Linked DNA regions of Homo sapiens: region 1 is linked to region 2. A link is a loop called in an ENCODE intact Hi-C map of the cell type or tissue named here. Cell type or tissue: heart left ventricle. All regions are shown on one strand. Links, peaks and the distances in the headings refer to the core of each region. The heading gives the core; the rest is flanking DNA. Region 1 overlaps MAP3K20 (mitogen-activated protein kinase kinase kinase 20). Region 2 overlaps MAP3K20 (mitogen-activated protein kinase kinase kinase 20).

Region 1 (2,923 bases), core at 322-2,821, 50 kb after region 2:
CCAGTGACCACGGTCTTCTTTCAGACATTATCTGCTGCACAGTCAATTGCACGTCTAACCCAAGAAAACTTAACCTGATTATCCAATACCTGCAAGTGATGATTTTTTAAAAAAAATTAAATCTACTTTGGCCGGGCACAGTGGCTCACACCTGCAATCCCAGCATTTTGGGAAGCAGAGGTTGGAGGATCACTTGAGCTCAGCTGGGGCAACATAGGGAGATCTCATTTCTAAAAGTAAAAATAAAAACCTACTTTATGAAAGGATTAACTTTACTAGAAAAAAGGTCTTTGAACTTTCTCTGGATGTTTCTATCTTGTGGTTTTATATGGGCCTATATTTCTGAATTTAGAGCCTTCCTCTTTTCCTGTCCCTAATTCATACTTTCCTTTCCCCCTTCTTCAAAAAGTAAGGTTGCCAGTTTACTTTTTATACAATATAGGAAGAAAAACTTACACGTTTTATCATGACCTGGATGTGACAAAAAAGATACTTTTTGAAAAGAGCTTTCAATATTCAGCAAATTATTTTGCCAAACTTGCTGCCTTGATATTTATGCTAGTATTATTTCAGCCTCTTTAACATAGATCAGTGAATAAATTAATAATATGTGCTTTGTCATCATGTGTATAAAAAGAACACCACTTGGAATCACTGTTCTGCAATTTTTTTCCCCTGAGTCTTATCTTCAAAAAAATGAGGAAAGCTCTGGTTCAGTGTATTTGTCCGTAACACCAAGGTCAAAGATTCAAAGATTCTATTCCTCAACAGGACTGCTGTTCTACTATTTTTTTTTAATCACTAAAAAAGATAAAAGCTGGCTGGGTACAGTGGCTCACACCTGTAATCCCAGCACTCTGCAAGGCTGAGGCAGGAGGATCGCTTGAGCCCAGGAGGTCGAGGCTGCAGTGAGCTATGATTACGCCACTGCACTCCAGCCTGGGTGACAGTGAGACTCTGTCTCAAAAAAAAAAAATAAAAAATAAAAAAATAAAAGTTGCAAGACTAGGTATAGGAACAGAACCAACTTGTACTGTATCTACCAGATATTTCCTTTCTTCCTCCAAGGCTGCTCCTAGAAAAATAGTGTATCTTATACAGAGTAGGTTGGGTTCAGTAAATAGGACTTCAGGCATAGATATCTGAGAGAACCCAACTTTAAATAAGAATCCAAAAAACAGAATAGCCATTGTTTCATATTTTCCCCCTTCCTCTATCTTTACCATATAAAAGTAATGTAACTCTCTAGTTAGAGCAATGGTAAGAATAAAAATAAGCTAAACATTCTTATTGAAATATTAAAGTAATTTAGTAGTGAGGCATTCTTATTGAAATAATTAAAGTAATTTAATAAAAGTCAACTTCCACAACACACTTCCTTACCAAAAGTATTGTTACCAGAAGTAAAAGATGGGAGGCACAGGAATGTAGTTGGTGGGAGCACTTAACGCCACAGAAATGCTGCGTGGAAACATGTCTGTGCTCAAACAGAAGCCCAACAAGGAAACATGAAGTGGATACAACCTACGGCCACGGCATAGGCCGCTGCGTGGGCTTGTTGTGTTGAGTAGCTGGGAGCTTCTTGCAGCATGAGGAAGAGAATGGGGCCAGAGTTGAATAAAGTGAGGGTGCACGGAGAGGGGAGATTTCTAGGGCTTGGCCAGAAGAGGAATTCACAGGTGTCAGGACTGGGGATGAGGAGAAAGCCGTAGCCTATGAGTAAACAAGGCTCACTTCAGTTCGCTACCTCCCACCTATCCTGCCCCCACCCTAGGTCTTGCTGCTACTCAGCCCTTGTTTGTACCCCAAATCGTTTTCTGTCAAATAGAAAGTATCAGACCATCCTGGCTGCTGACAGACAGGTACAACTTTGGACTGAGTGCCTGGAATGAATACTCCCTGAGAAGGGTGAATGCAAGAGTTAAAACATGGTAACCTCAATGTAAGATGAAGGGTGAAAGGAATGGGGATGGTAAAACTAGGGAAGACTAAGACCTTATATTATGTTTTGATGATCAAGAGGCAAGGCTATCTGTGGATGAAAGTTACAGAAAGAATTTCTGGTTCTTTGGGAGGCCAAAGTGGGAGTATCGCTTGAGGTCAGGCATTTAAGACCAACTTGGGCAGCATAGTGAGATCCCATCTGTACAAAAAATGAATAAATAAAAATTAGCCAGGTGTGGTGGTTCATGCCTGTAGTCCCTGCTACTCAAGAGACTGAGGTGGGAGGATAGCTTGGGCCCAAGAGTTCAAGGTTGCCATAAGCTATGATTATGCCACTGCACAAAGTGAGACCCTGTCTCCAAAAAAAAAACAAAGGATTCCTGGTTTAGAGTTGGCCAACAAGAAAATCTGCCACCCTCTTTAGTAGTGAGTGACCCATCACCAAGAGCGTTCAATGGGATATGCGGTGTAGAGTGGGAGTGGGAGACTCTTGCATCAGCTAAGAGGGCAGAATGAAACCACTTTAAGACCCACTCCAACCCTGTTGAGTTGATGACTAATCTACTATAAAGTATAGACGGTCTCCCTCCTTTTCTGAGGGAAGCAGTCATGAACCCGACACCAAACATCATGGAGAAGCACAGTGAACCACATCAGTGATGGAAATAAAGGAAACGATTTGGCCATCTTCTTCAATTTCTCCTCCCAAACTGGGTGAGAAGCTAAGAGCCACATTCCAGGTTTCTATCCTAAAACTTTCCTCTTCCTTCCCCCCAATTCCCAAAGCAAAGAGATCTCTTTGTCTTGAAAGCCATCGTATAACCACCTAACATCAAAACTCTTTGGATGATGATCTACCCCTATTCTTTTATCAGCAAAATGGAATTGCACTACCCCATGCAGTATTGGGCTGCAGAGCTTAATGGTGCAGGACTCTTTATTAGGACCAATCCCATGTTCCTCGTGTGCTTATTCCCAT
Region 2 (2,923 bases), core at 285-2,784:
CGGCTCACTGCAAGCTCCGCCTCCCGGGTTCCCGCCATTCTTCTGCCTCAGCCTCCCAAGTAGCTGGGACTACAGGTGCCCACCACCATGCCCGGCTAATTTTTTGGATTTTTTTTTTTTAGTAGAGATGGGGTTTCACCATGTTAGCCAGGATGGTCTCAATCTCCTGACCTCGTGATCCGCCCGCATGAATGTTTAAAAGAAAAAAATTTAAAATGCACACACACACAGGAGCCTCGGATCTACCCTGGAACTACTGAATCAGAGTCCTTGTTGTGGGCTATGTGTGTTTTAACAAGCCCACCACGTCATTTTGAAGCACAGCCAAAATTAGAAAGGTTGGTCTTGTGAGTTCCTGTTCAACTTAAACATACTATAATGTTATACAGCATACCTTCATATTCTCTGAAGGTATGCTCTTTAACTCTCTGAAGGTATGCTCTCAACTATCTCTTAATTTATGGTTGTATTTAAAATTCTAATGTATGACAGATGCCACAGTCCCTGAATGACTCTCACTCTCTAAATCAAACTCTGGCATCTACTCTCATTTCACTGGGTCCTTTCAGTTACAGTTATTGTGAGAAAGCTTCTTCCAAGAACTTAGTGTTAATTTGGAAACTGTAGTTTCCAAACTGTGCATCGTCTCTACGTGTTACCCAATCTGCTTTCAGATCTTATACACTTTTTATCACCATGGATAAAAACACTGATACAAGCTTCTTTAGGTAAAGGACTCAGATGTTTACATTGCTTTGCTACTAAACTATCTTCTAAAATTTTGGAATTAAATAAAAATACACATTCTTCACCATACTTCCCATTTTAAAATATGTAAAATTTAGGAAACTATTTAGAAAGATGACTCCCTAAATTTTATATATCTCTATCACCAACTTAAGTAGAGAAACATTGAAGGACTGTGTAGGAGTGAGCCACATTTTTAAATCAATAAATACTTTTGAGTACCTACTGTATGTAAAGTACTGTTGAGGGCATGGAAGTGGAAAAGAGAAACGCTCAGGATACATTTCTAACATTTATTTAATACTATGTGCTAGGCACTGTGCTAAACACTTCTTGTGTGTTCTCTTTTAATTCCCTTAACAAGCTACCAAGGTTAACTTCATTTTGCAGATGAAGAAAGAGATTTAGTGGTTGTGTAATGGGCCCTGGGTCACAAAGCTAACAAGTGGTACAGCTGAGATGGATTCAAATTCAACAACCACTTCTGAGCCTGCACTCCTAGTCACTACACTATACTGAACCCATCCCTTTAACACCACACTACATATCTGACAGGGGAGGGGAAAAGCTTACAAAAAGCAACTGAAGACAAATGCTTGGCAGAGGTGGAAAACAGAGAAAAACTTTAACTCTCCTGGGTGGAGGCAAGGAGGGGCTAGGGCTTTGAAGGAAGGGTGTTTTAATGACAAGAAGCGCCTGAGGGGCAGGGAAGGGGTAGAAATGCATTTCAGCTGGAGTCCGAAAAAGCACACTGCTCATTCGGAGAGGATTCTTCCCTCTCTTAAAGCTGATACACAGCCTACATGGGGTGCAAGGGGTGGGGAGTCAGCCGGAGGAGAAGACGAAAGCTTTGTTGAGGGTGACTTTTGTAAAGGGACTAAATGCCATATTAAGGATTAGAAGTTTTCTATAGGTAATGGAGAACCAACAAAAGTTTCTCCATTTTTGTGCAGAAATGACATGATCTGATCTGTTTTTTCTTCTTTTTAAATTTGAGGTCCATATGACAGATGAATCAGAAAGGGGGAATAACCAGAGGCTGAAAGGAGTGATAAGTATGACTTGAATTAAGGGAAGGAGAGATGGGGACAAGAAAGCATCAATTCAAAAATATCTATGATCAACAAAACCTACATGACTGAGAATACAGCTAAACACTCATTTCCTCAGGGAGTTCCCTGACTTTCCATTCCAGGGACCTTGTTTTTGATAAGAGATGAGAATTTATCTGGGGAGAGTTAGGGATGAAATTAGGAATGTCTCTAGAAAATCAAAGAATCAGACACTCAGTCCTGGTTGCAAACCATGAAATCACACCAAACCAGTTAGCTGCCAACCTTGCCTCTGCTTCTATCACATCACATTTATTCTTAAAACTTGCTCCTTTCTGAAATCTTTGCTTTGTCATCAACCCCAAGGCAACCTGAGGTTCACAACACTGAGTGCACCTGAGCAGACCCTTAGAGAACTTGCCTCCTACCATTCCACTGCCATCTTTCTATATTTCTACACATGATTTTCTGAATTTTATTCAGCTTTGATTAAAATACTTTCTTCTGCAAATATCTAATATACCACATAATTTCCTAGCTGAAATAAAGAACCCTGCCTAGCCCTTTGGCTTACAGACAATATAAAATAACTGTTATTAATTGGTACTCATTTTCAAACATGTTTTCATTTGACAATTTCAAAAACAACTACTTGTATATATGACTGGTTTCATGGTTCCTATCTCTGGGCAGTTTATTTTTCACTCCACCTCAAAATGAAATCGTTGAATTCCTAAGCAACTCTTTCCCTATCTCCATCACACTGGGTATCCATGGCAACATGTCCTGAAGAACTGGTACACTGTGGCATTTCATTGTTTAATGGAGCACCTAATGTCAATTACTGTACATGTAACTTTATATGTGTGTATATTACTTAAGCTCCTTTGTATTCTATAAGGCATATATGACAGTCTCTAATTCCCTGGAGACAATGCACTATCCCCTCTAGTGGGTAAAAGCCACAGCAGAAAAACAAAATGAGAGTATGCACAGGATGATTTAAGATCCTTGGGCTGCCTCTGTTGCTGCGATTTTTCACCAAGTTAGCAGACACAGCCAAGGGTTTTTATCGAGGCAGACAAAAACTGTGCAAATGCCATTACTCCATGAGGTAATTACAA

The links. Hi-C counts contacts between places; a loop is a spot of excess contacts. Peaks named below come from ENCODE experiments on the same cell type or tissue, not always from the same donor. Only the 100,000 strongest peaks of a DNase experiment are listed, where the experiment ranks them.
Region 1: a loop joins it to region 2, with 6 times the contacts of the local background. A loop is called at or near these places in 4 of 110 quality-filtered maps.

What each region holds. Positions count from the first base shown.
Region 1 is chr2:173,081,415-173,084,337 of GRCh38, reverse strand. All of the region lies in intron 1 of MAP3K20 (mitogen-activated protein kinase kinase kinase 20), which reads right to left. Among named protein-coding and RNA genes, the nearest start is that of MAP3K20, 7.0 kb to the right of the region's middle. In heart left ventricle, for the core only: no CTCF peak of the experiment used is centred there; no DNase peak of the experiment used is centred there; H3K27ac peaks cover 850 bases.
Region 2 is chr2:173,131,018-173,133,940 of GRCh38, reverse strand. All of the region lies in intron 2 of MAP3K20 (mitogen-activated protein kinase kinase kinase 20), which reads right to left. Among named protein-coding and RNA genes, the nearest start is that of MAP3K20, 57 kb to the right of the region's middle. In heart left ventricle, for the core only: no CTCF peak of the experiment used is centred there; no DNase peak of the experiment used is centred there.